3 separate regions of the Homo sapiens genome follow, and regions 2 and 3 are each linked to region 1. The links are chromatin contacts, found by Hi-C or POLR2A ChIA-PET in ENCODE. All regions are on one chromosome and are shown on one strand. Each heading gives the region's core, a stretch centred on a gene start or an enhancer-like site at or near the end of the contact. The rest is flanking DNA. Distances are from core to core; before and after follow the strand shown.

Region 1 (3,912 bases), core at 837-3,336:
TATCATCTTCCAATAGCTTTGTTATTGAGAAATACTGGTGTGTTTTTCTATTTGCATTTCCAAGTATATACTCACTCAATCTGCCAGAAGCATCCATTTGCCTCTAAGAGGATTTAGAATAATTACATCAGGAATGCACAAAAGGAGTTGATTTTTCTGCTTTGACTACACAAATTGTATTTTTGTGTCTCTAGAAATAGGATCGTTTTGACAATTCTGAAGAATCTAAGTGAAGCTTGGCAATACTGATTCTGCTGCTTTGCTGTAAGTCATAGGATAGAAAGAATGCAAGATGTGCCGGGCATGGTGGCTCATGCCTGTAATCCCAGCAATTTGGGAGGCCAAGGCAGGCAGATCATGAGGTCAGGAGTTCAAGACCAGCCTGGCCAATATGGTGAAACCCCGTATCTACTAAAAATATAAAAATTAGCTGGGCGTGGTGGCGCACACATGTAATCTCAGCTTCTCAGGAGGGTGAGGCAGAAGAATCACTTGAACCCAGGAGGCTGAGGTTGCAGTGAGCCAAGACTGTGCCACTGCACTCCAGCCTGGGCAACAGAGCGAGACTCCATCTCAAAAAAAAAAAAGAAAGAAAGAATGCAAGATGTGATGAAAGGAAAACTTCTGATATACAGAAAGGAGAAGAACCTTCCTCTTCTAGCCCAGATGGAACATGGGAGGGAAGAGAGAAAAACAGAGTGAAGAGGTTGGTTGCCAATGTCTTTGATATCTATCCCTTTCTGCGACCTTAGGGTAAACTTGGAAACTCCCAAGCCTGTCTTTGGGAAGTGGGTCTTTGGTATACCCTCACATCCAACATGGCAGGACTAGCAATGGTGAATAAGATATCTACGTAGACATCCTGAGAAAATGTTACTGGTGCCCCAGAGCCTATGCATGGTCTGCAGAAGATCCACAAACGTGTCCTCAAAGGTTCTGAGATTAGCTGTGCTGACCAAAGATCACAAAGCTATGGGGTCTGTGGAACATGGGGACTCATGACCCCTACCTGACATGCAGCCAGAAGGGACCAGCTGCACACAACAAGCTCCATGCAGAGACCCATAGAAGGCCCAGCCCATCTGCAACTAGCAGATGAAGGACTGGTGCTCAGGGACACAGTATCTCCTCCCACCACCCCAAGGTTATGTCACTTCTTTCATGCAGCCAGATGCCATCTAGCGGGGTGAGGAAAACAGCAAGAAATCTGAAATACTGAGATAGTTGAGAAACAGGCTCTCTCTCTCTCTCCTGGGTTTTTCTCCACCCCCAGCACATGAAAGAATTGTAAGGAAATTTAGATGATTGATAATAAACTATAAAATATAAAATCTGGATTATCATTATATATTTTATGGTGATGGGTAGATTTCCATACTCGCCACAATTACTAGCCTTTCCTAAATTAGGACATTTTCTGGAATGTTCTTCTAATAAAAACTAAGTCATTATCATTATACTTAGATTTTATAACCAAGAATTCCAAAGTCATATTACCAGTCTACTACGCTTTCCCAATGAATCCATCCTGTAAGTCTAATTTCTAAATACACTTGTTGTCCACAAGGTGGCCCTAGAAGCAATAGAATACAGTTCACCTCCAGAGCAGCCCGACCGCTAAAAGGACTCAATCCTTTTTGTTTTCCCATTTATGAGCAATTAACGGAGTGAGAACAGAAAAAAAAAGAGCACAATTAAACATTGTACTAATAAACTGATAACGCGTCTTCAGTGTTTGTTTTTACCAAACAGAGCAGAACTATGAATCATGCGGCCGCGGAACTGCACACCTTGGCTGTGTATGGCACCGAGGCACCTTGCGTTACCTCCGAGGATGTCTGCCAATTTTTTAAACATGCAAAACCATAGTGTCAGTAAAAGAAAAGTTCCCAGAAGACTCGCAATTGTGCAAATGGGGGGGGAAAAAAAACAAACAGGCATCAGCCATCACAAAATTCCAGATTGCCAGATTCCTTGATTGTGGCTTTTAAGCAAAACACAGCCAGCTGCCTGTATTTAACGTTAATTGTTAAGCTCCAAGTCTCAGCCAATCATTTTACTTCTGAGCTGGCGCTGTAACAGCAACACAAATATGAAACTCTCTCCCTGACCCAGTTTAGTGTGGGGGGGAGGGGGGAAGGAGACAATGAATAATTAATTCTGGGATTTGGTCAGCTTTCCTGTGAAGAACACATCGCTAGCTTCCTAAAGCAAAACAACATCTGTGCCTGAAAACTTCTCTTGCGTCTTCAAGATGAGCTGATGGTGTGTTTATAAACCCCGTAAAAATCCACCTCTTATCTCTTCTCCCCACCAAAGAGCCATGTTCGCACTTTAAGGAGTGAGTCTTCTGTTTATGATTGGCTAGAGGGGTGGCCACCTTTCTCATGTGGTCCTCTGCTGAGAACTCACTCGGCTGATGATTTCCCTGTTCTTGACCCTTTGTGTGATTTGAAGGTTTCTCGCTCCTCCCAGATTGCTAACAGCGCCAAGTATCTAGTCTCCTATTTTTCCTCGGGGGATGGATACCTTAGCCTCCTTTCTCGGTCTGGAATGCAAAGAACGCAGCTTCATTTGAGTGAATGGAGAATTCTTTGTAGGCAGAAACGATCTCTCACTCCTCTCTCATATTCCTGTTCAATCTTTCTATCTCATAAACCATAAACGACAGGCAGATGTCTAAAAAAGCATCTGGTTTTTAGAATCCCCCCAGTCACCGGACCTGGGGGGAGGTGTCCTCCTCCAGAGCACACCGAGCAATCTCCCGCAACCAATCTGACTTTTTGAGTCTGGCTTTGAGGTCTTGTTGCCAGAAAAGGGAGTCCTGAATCCAGACCCCAAGAGGGTTCTTGGATCTCACGCAGGAAACAATGTAAGGCGGGTCGCAGAGTGCAGTGAGAAGAGAGAGTTGATTGAAAGATACGCAGTTACAGAGTAGGGATCCTCAGAAAGCAAGAGGAGGAACGCTTCATCTTTGTTTTGTTTTTCTTACATGGGGGTCTTTTCTATGCAAAAGATAAGCTATGTCTCTGTGCAGGTGGGCTGACAGCATGGCAAAATTGCTTATTTTTTGCTGACTCAAAGAAAACTCTCCTAGTCATATAGTGTGTAAATACATCAAATCATACGTGTAATTACCTTAGAAGCATGCATTGTTATGGATATTGGGACATCTGGACATTCCATTGTCATAGGAGTGTGTCCTTGCAGGTATCATCAAGCTGTTTTCTGAACTGTAAACATCTTAGGGCTGTGGGTTGTGACCAGCAAGGAATGTGCCTTATTAGTGTCAAGATGGAGCTGAACTTCAAATGACGTGACTCTGACTCTCCTATGCTCTTGTTTCCCTAACAGTCTGACAAGGTTAACCTTCAAGGACTGCATCAGGAATTGGTCACAGTGCTTAGCAACAGGTTCTCTTCACTCTTGTCATTTACATATAGACGACAGCTAATATTCAAATCCGTGTAGGCAAACCCACAGTTGATTAAATTAAATCTCTTCTCTAGCTTGATTTGCATAACTTGAAATAATCAGAATAGAGAGTGAATGCATAATTGAAAAGAGAAAATACGTACTGCAGCTATTTGAAACTAGATGTCGTTGAATTAAGCTTGTAAATTCTGATAGTACTGAATGTACAACTGTTCTAGGCTAACTTTACATTTGAAATGTTAAGAAATGTGAGTTGTGAACTGGAAAGTTAATTAACAAACAAAATCTTAGAATATTGCACTTTGTTATGGCAGCCCTAGAAATAAACAAAATTTAAGAGAAAAAAGAAATTTTTTGACTAACAATAACAACATTTTAAGTTGTTTTTTTTTTTTTTTTTTTGAGACGGAGTTTTGCCCAGGCTAGAGAGCAGTGGCGCAATCTCCACTCACTGCAACCTCCGCCTTCCGGTTTCAA
Region 2 (3,912 bases), core at 364-2,863, 310 kb after region 1:
GTGAATGTGTAAGCATCCTGAATAAGGAGATGTTTCAAAAAATTGTCATATAACACATTTTCATAATTTGAGAGCTTTAATTTTTTTTCTTGGATTTTTATTTTAGCCTAAAGATACACAACAGGCACTTAGTAGAAAAGCATCAGCAGTAAACATGGAGAAATTCAAGAAGTTTGCAGCCCGGAAAAAATGGAAAGTAAGATTGTTTGTTGTGGAGGGATTAACAAATTCTGTTTCCTGTGTAGAGTAGTGTGTGGTCAGGGTGCATCTCCTCTGATACTGGTAATATGGAAGATACATCCTTTCCTCTTTTTAATCCACCCTGTAGTGTTCTGCACCATTACTCTATTTTGAAAAACAAGCAAAAACAATATTTTAGTCACTTTAACTGATACCATTAAATGTAATTTTGTGTTGTTTTCATCAAAACTATTCTCAGTGCAAATTTTTATAGCAGCACTGTAAAATTATAGTGAAATTTTTTTCTAATACTACAAGCCACATTTTAAATAAATTCATTCTTTGTGGTAAGCAGCATGAGATTACATTTGTGCTGTACCTTGGGTAAGTGGGTCTCTCAGCCCAGCCTTTATCTGTGAGTGGTTGGAGTGGGGGTGGGGTGGGGCCGTGAGCATTTGCAGGGTGGCCTGTTCTCCTTCCTCAGTGTGGATGGCCTCCACAGGGGCTGGGTAGGACATTGCTCTGAAGGCATTGCAGACCTCCTGGAACAAATCACACTTCAGGGCTAAGAAGGTGATGGGATGGTTTCCTGTGCCCAGGGTCATGTCAAACCTAGAGGAAGTGGGTACCTACCGTGTCTTCCCAGCTCAGGGCCAGAAATGTACCTCGTTTTCACACCTACCAATTTTGGGGTGCCGTGGTAGGGATGAGGAAGACCACAGCACTAGATTCCCAAAAGTCCTTAGAATTAGGCTTAAAATAGAGAGAGAGCAACCATTTCTCTTTCTCGCTCTCATTCTTTAACTGTACTTTTGCCTTAGAGAGTAAATGCAGAGATGTTTGTTCTATAGACTAAGAGGTCCCCCAGCTGTTCACTTCCAACAGCTGTTGCGTTTTGGTTATCACATTGTCTACCATCACTGCTTATGTGGCACAAAGGACACAGAGCAAGGCCCCTGCAGTCTGTGCTTCTCTGAGGGTGATCTGCAAGGGTCAGATCACCTTCTCCAAACAGCAGAGAAGAAAATATAGAGAGAGAAAGGATGTGGGGTGTCCAGCTCTGTAGTTCAATAATGAAACATGGAAGGAGAATCTCTATATCCTGTTGTCTTGATTTATAAGACCTTTAAAATTATTCTTTAAGCAAATACAACCCATTCTGCTGTAGGATTGCCCACCCTGGGAGAGTGTGTGCTGATAGCAATGAACACGATCTCGCAGGCTTTGTCGTTTGTACTCATTTGACAATTGTTACATAAGCTGTCTCTCCTCCTCTCACCCTGCCTTTTTCCTCCCCGCCCTCCCTTTTTTTTTTTTTTTTTTTAAAAAAAAGCAATCCGTTCGCTTGATATCACTGTGCCAAAGATTATCCAGGTCATTCCTGTCCAGAAGTAACATGAGTGTTGCCAGAAGCGATGATACTCTGGTAAGCAAACCCGTGAGCCCTGGTGCTCCTTTCTTAGCACTGGGTACTCAGAATGACCAAGCTGTTCTATTTGTTCAACCTCCCAGGAACCTGAAGTTGTGGAAATGGCAAGCTTATTCTTGATCCCCTCGGAGGGGTTTGGGGGTGCTGATTGATGCACCCTCTTGCTTCTTTCCTCTTTTTTTCTCTTTGATTTGGATGGTGCTGTCCCCCCTCATAGCCCCATACCTCTAACACTACCCTCCACCTCGATGCAAACATAAGCACAGACCACCCCCGCAACACACACACATACACACATGCACAGCAAATGCACACACATAGAGACACACGCACTGATATTTTGGTAAAAGAGAGGCTAGCCAGCAGAAGAGAAAAGAGCTTATCCTAATTTTCATGAACTGTAGCCACTGACATAGAAGAATCTTGGTTAACAGTAGCACAGAAGGGGCAGACAGCCGCCACTCCCTTCCCACACACCCACACCAGAGAATCAGGGAGAATGCAGTGCTGCTTGCTGATGTGTCTCCTAGCAGACCAGAAGGCCAAACCTGCTTGCATGATTGGCCTGGTGTTGACTGCCCAAGGCCCTTGAATGTAACTCCAACTTTCTTAGTTTTAATGTGAACTTTGACAAAGTGGCAAAGATTTATCAAATTTGTTGTTCGGTACTCTCTAGTTATTTTTCCTTTGTAATTAGAAATGCATTTATTTTCCAATTTCTAGCCTTTATTTTCTTTATTTTCCCCTCTAATCCAAACTGAAACCTAATCACAGATAAGCTCTTCAGATACGAGTGGAAGTGTCCGAATTCAACAAGACTTTCCCCTGACAATCAAACAACGGGGCTTTGTTAAGTCAGGAGGTGAAGGGGACTCCAGACAAGGCAGCCACGGTTGTCCTGCGGGAACTACCCTGCCCCTTTAACTGAATAGTCAGCATTTTCCCGGTGGAGCCAAGTACTTCAGGGTGGGAACTGCAAACACCAAGCTCCCCTTTTTTCTCCTTAAGTTAGTAGCTTCACTGAGGCTTCACATCTAGCCTTGTGGAGTGAAATGGGATTGGAGATGTTTGAAAAAAAAAGCAAAAGAGAAGCAGATTAGGGCGAGAAGAGAGAGAAGAGGAGGCTTTGTTTGGGAATTGTTAGAGGGTGGCTGCACAACCAGTGAAAAGATAAAAACTGTGACTCTAGGTAAGATAATGAGAATGATTAAAGATTGCAAATTGAAATCACTGAATATTCAACTGAGAGACAATACATGTGTCACAGTGAAAAGTTTAGGGTAGGAGAGGGACCAAGGGTCTTGTAGGAGCTCCAGGTGGAAAGATACCCTCCCAGAGGTCAGATTCCCTTATTTCCATATTCTAATCATGGGGATGAGTCATAACAATCTGCTTTATTCCTTCTGTTTTCCCCATTTCTCTTGACTTGCACTTTCATGTAAACGCCTCTTAGTCATTGACTTCAATTGTGATAGAAAAGCATTCTTAAACATGCATTTTATACAAATATTACTAAAACCCACATGAAAAGTGTTTGGATTCAGATCTATAGAGAAGAGAAAGCAGATGGAGAGAAATGCTTTCTCCATTCTCCCCCACAAGCAGAGATTCAGCCTCTGTAGATTAACTTTTCCAGATTTGAAATTCCAGTGGTCATAATTCTGTGTTTATAAGTTCAGAAATTTTGTTTAGGATTTTTCTAGCTAATTCCTTAGTTTTAATGTGAATTTTGAAAGAGTGGCAAAGATTTTTCCAGTTTTTGTTCACTACTCTTCCAGTTATTTTTCCTTTGTAATTAGAAATGCATCAGTTTTCTGATTTCTAGCCTTTATTTTCTTTATTTAGAGCCTATTGTTTTAATTTTTATTTTTCTGTTTTTTATAATTGGGACCAGCTTTCAGAGATTTTTGCCGTGTTATTCTATACCTAGCAATGGAAGAAATTCAAGTGATCAGAAAACAATTCTGTAATTGGAAAAATTGCAAATTGAGAATATCTTATTCAAAGGTATCATTTCTTTGCTGCAATAGGCTTTTCTTTTTCCTTATCCAGGAAGAGAGTCTGTGTTATACCTAAAAATTTTCACAGTGGTTTTAGGAACTATGTTTTGACAGATTCTTAAGATAAACACAAAGGGTTACTTATCATCATTATTTGAAATCTGGATCTTGGACATTGTGTCTCTGGGCTATACTGCAGGTGATATTAAAGCCCAGATAAAGAGTAGATAGTGCTTGTTTGCAACATGGAAGGGGCAAAAATTCCTTCCTAGGTCCCTCCATGACTGTATGGATTTGGGGAGT
Region 3 (3,912 bases), core at 452-2,951, 280 kb after region 1:
CCTTTTTTAAAGGTACTAAACTGACCCATGAAGGTGGAGGAGCCCTTATGGCCTAAATTTCTTCTTAAAGTCCCTACCTCTCAACACTCTTACAATGGCAATTAAATCTCAACTTGAGTTTTGGAGAGGACAAACATTCAAACCGTAGCACCATAGTATCTCAGAACATGACCTTTTTGGATATGAGATTGTTTTAGATGTAATTAGTTAAGATGAGGTCATACTGGAATAGCACAGAGAACCTAATCTGATAGGACTGGTGTCCTTATAAGAAGGCCCTGTGGAGACAGAGGAATGGAGTGAAGCATCTATACGCCAAGGAACCTGCCAGAAACTAGGACAGAGGCATGGAGCAGATTCATCCTCAGATCCCTTAGAAGGACCATCCCTACCAACGTACTGAGTTAGGACTGCCAGCCCCCAAAACTATGTGATAGCAGGTTGTTGTTTTAAACCACCCCATGTGTGGTCCTTTGTTAGGGCAGGCCTAGGAAACTAACACAGAGGCACCAGTTAACAGAAACTAGATTTCCTGGACTGGGAGCCTACTCGCATGTTGATCTAAAATTCTATAAGCAAGTTAGAAACAAAACAAAACATAATGCCTAATTATGGTAATGCCATCAGGTAACTGCAAAATGACGCAATACATACATCTCACTCCCTGCAGATAGCCTGAGCAGAGAAGGATTGGAGCGGGGGTGGGGGTTTGGAGTCTAACATAAGATAAGGAAGAAATGGACATCACCAGGTTCTGGCCTGCTTCAGGATGGTCACCTGAGTAGCTCTGGATCACATGTCTGAAAGGTTACCATGTTAAGAATTATAAAGTAAAAGTGCTAAGATGGCCAAGTAAGTATTGGCATGGTGGATTGTTCCAGAGAAATCAAGCCAGTTTGGTTCTCCAATCCTAAATGTCTCCCCTTATTTGTTCTGCTTCCATTTCGAAGCACATCTTTAAAACAGAGTAACCCCATTTAGCTTTCTCTCTCTTTCTTTGTGACAGGAAATTCCATTTAATTAGTGCAGTCTGCTATGGTTGTAGCCAAGTGCAGGGCGTGGAGTGAATAATGCATTTTTTATATTTAAAAAGGTAAATTTTGCTGATTTTTTTAATCATGGTAAAACAACATACAGTTTACCATCTTAACCATTTTTAAGTGCACAGTACAGCAGTGTTAATTCTATGCATATTGTTGTGCAACAGATTTCTAGAACCTTTTCGTCTTGCAAAACTGAAATGCTGTGCCTATTGAACAACTCCTTTTTAGCTCTGTGTTTTACTTTGGCTAAGTTAATAATTTCTGGAATTCAGTTTGCCCATCACAAACAACTGCTAAGTTGTATTCAAACATTTGTGCAATATTAGGTCACTTTATGTAGGATCACGGTTCAGTTGGCTCACTCTCTCATAACCAAACTGAGATGCAAAATAATCAGAATACAAATACAACTTTGTTTTTCATTGTATGTCAGCGTGGTGCATGTATGTAGACGAACACATGGTGCCTTGGTCAGCAAGATCAGAATCGCAAGAGCCTTTGAAGAAACACATGCAGTGATTAAAGTGATAGTTTCAAAGGATCTTAAAAGTGGCAAAAATTGTACAGAGCTGAATGTGGTGGTCGGGACTTAGGGAAGCTGATAAATGGGGTGTGTGGCACAGAGCCCTTCAGTCTCCCTGTCTCTGCTTCTCTCTGGGCGCTCACGAACCACAATAGCACACACTCAGACTTCCTCAATGCGTTCTTTTGCTGCCACATTTGTTCTCTCTTTTCTGAGCTCGAGCCAGCTCTTTTGACTTTTTGAACTTTTGTCTTTATTCACAAAGGTAATTTCAAGAGCTCTTGTGGGTTCCACTTCTGGCATCCCGCTCCTCAGATACCTACTATTAGGCAAGAGCAGAGAAGTAAAGTGCATTTGGCAGCAGTCTCTGCCTTTCAAAGCAGAGCTAAATCATGTAAAATAGGTTATTTTCCATCCAGGCATTCTCTTGAGAAAGAAAACCCTGTGTGTGTCTTCCCCCATACTCTCACTTCTTGCCAGTTCAGTTGAAAAGTGTTCCCTTAATGTTATTAAATAGGTATTTTCACTCACTGAAGTGGATTATTTGATTTCTGCACGGTCTTAAGAAAAAGTGAGACAATAGGAGTCTTACAAACAAACCCTATGTGGTATCTGTGAGCTCATAGATCTGTAGTTTTTAGGATATAGTCATAACTTTAGTATCTGCCATGATGTTCTCCATGCTGAATACATGAGCTATAAGTAATATTTGGAATCTCTGTTTATCTCCAAGAAAGACCCATGATCGTGGTTAAAGTTTGGGAAACTGAGGCAATGCTGCTTAGTCACAGCTCCAGGCAGGTGACTATTCTTAGACTCCTTCCCAGGGACTAGACTCTTCTGCATCACTCTCTGGGGTGGTGCAGGTCCTGCAAATTGTTCATACTTCCTCTTAGAAACTCTCCCTGATCTCATATCTTCTTCTTCCTGTTTTGGCCAACTGCTTCCCCAACCTGCACATCAAGCGGGTGTAATGGAAGAGAACTTTGTGGAATTGCGGCTTTAGCTGTCCCCTCACAGGTACTGGTTTTGCCTCTTGCCCAGTTCCCTCTCTTCGCTGCTCCAGTATGTTCCCCATCCTTGTCGTGGGCTCCCCGGCACTGTGGCTGCCGCCATCCTGGCCAGGCAGCTGCCTCTCTCCACCCAGAGCCAAGTCCCTTCCAGGCCCTGGGACTGCCTGTTTGGTGGTCAGGCTCCACTCAAACCTTCCATTTGGCTTTCCCCCACTCTGGTCATACGGAGTCCACATCCAGGTCTTGCTGTGCCCAGAATTCTGGGATGGTGACTGGAGTGAGGGTTGGAGACAGGCAGCCGGGGATGGTTCGTCTCCAGCTGGTACTCCAAGACGGAGAGTGCCTAGGCCACAGGTCATGAGAGCATTGCTTTATTAGATCAGTATCTGCAAGCAGGTCAGTGACAGTCTTCCCAAGACGTCCTTGAGCCCCTCAGAGCATCCCCTTCTGCCTCACGTCCTTGCAAAATGTGGTTTAACAAGCAAATACTTCCAAGAACAACCTCATACTGCTTTTTCCTCCTAATTTGTATTTCCAGATAACCAAGTATTACCTCACCTTCTTCTATTTAACAACTCTTTATTTCCCTGTGTGTAACTTGTTTTTAATATTGTCAAAATTACTGCAATGCAAATGAGGAACATCAGGGATCCAGCGGGACCGCTGGGAATATGTGCTTGTTCCGTGTTGAAATGTCAGTTTCATTTCCAGCCTCTGAATGAAGGCAGTGACCGAGCATGGCTACTGTGAGATGCAAACACTATTCAATTAACAGAGTTACATAGAAATGGGCTCAAGGACCTGGTCTTCCCTGGACGACAGAAGTGTCATTGACGTTTCCCCTAATATTTTGATAGGAAAATTCAAGTAGAGTTGATTATTTCAAAAATGTAGGGTAGAACGTTCACTACTTTTAAGGCACTTGCACTTAGGCATGGGTCTTCCCAAACTGCCTGAAGAGAGGATATGGTTAAACAACTGAGTGGCTTTCCTTGGAGGAAAAGGGAAACTGCCCTTCACTTTACCTTTCTGAGTCAGCCACAGTGGGCGCCTCCCTGAAATGATCTCATTTAATCCTTGCGTGCAACTCTAGGAGAGTGGTGTTACCACCCTGCAGGTAAGGAACGCTGTGCCCCCTCTGTCCACATATAGGTCACAGGAGCCGGTAGAGAGATGCTCATTCTCAGACAGTAGCCTCTTGGAGAGAGAATTCTTTTGTTTGAGTTTTCTAAGCCCTAGGATTCTGCTAAGCCACTGTAGGATTTTGCCTGCAAGGCCCCATTGTCTGTGGGCTGGTTGGCCAGCTTTGCTCTTCCTTCTTGAGAGTGACTTT

What was found. A loop is a pair of places that touch in the nucleus more often than their neighbours do. ChIA-PET counts read pairs that join two places held with the same protein, here RNA polymerase II (POLR2A). Pooled maps may share reads with other maps.
Region 2: a map of Caco-2 shows a loop between it and region 1 (7-fold over the local background). The contact joins two enhancer-like sites. A Hi-C loop is called at or near these places in 20 of 168 maps with a recorded cell type or tissue (CD4-positive, alpha-beta T cell, Caco-2, IMR-90 and 14 more) and 15 of 50 pooled maps. POLR2A ChIA-PET finds 5 or more read pairs at or near these places in 2 of 52 experiments (MCF 10A and WTC11).
Region 3: a map of Calu3 shows a loop between it and region 1 (3-fold over the local background). The contact joins two enhancer-like sites. A Hi-C loop is called at or near these places in 3 of 168 maps with a recorded cell type or tissue (Calu3, IMR-90 and PC-9) and 4 of 50 pooled maps.

What each region holds. Positions count from the first base shown.
Region 1 is chr9:87,335,470-87,339,381 of GRCh38, forward strand. No RefSeq gene overlaps it. Among named protein-coding and RNA genes, the nearest start is that of DAPK1, 160 kb to the right of the region's middle. RefSeq lists a silencer at 999-1,168. Within about 2 kb of position 2,087, at least 5 of the 41 ENCODE cell types and tissues checked have a DNase peak (open chromatin) inside an H3K27ac peak, as active enhancers do.
Region 2 is chr9:87,641,863-87,645,774 of GRCh38, forward strand. It overlaps DAPK1 (death associated protein kinase 1), which reads left to right. Exons shown (of 26, transcript NM_004938.4): 10 at 107-196; 11 at 1,514-1,606. Among named protein-coding and RNA genes, the nearest start is that of CTSL, 82 kb to the right of the region's middle. Within about 2 kb of position 1,614, at least 3 of the 41 ENCODE cell types and tissues checked have a DNase peak (open chromatin) inside an H3K27ac peak, as active enhancers do.
Region 3 is chr9:87,612,095-87,616,006 of GRCh38, forward strand. The region is part of intron 3 of DAPK1 (death associated protein kinase 1); the gene reads left to right. Among named protein-coding and RNA genes, the nearest start is that of DAPK1-IT1, 61 kb to the left of the region's middle. Within about 2 kb of position 1,702, at least 6 of the 41 ENCODE cell types and tissues checked have a DNase peak (open chromatin) inside an H3K27ac peak, as active enhancers do.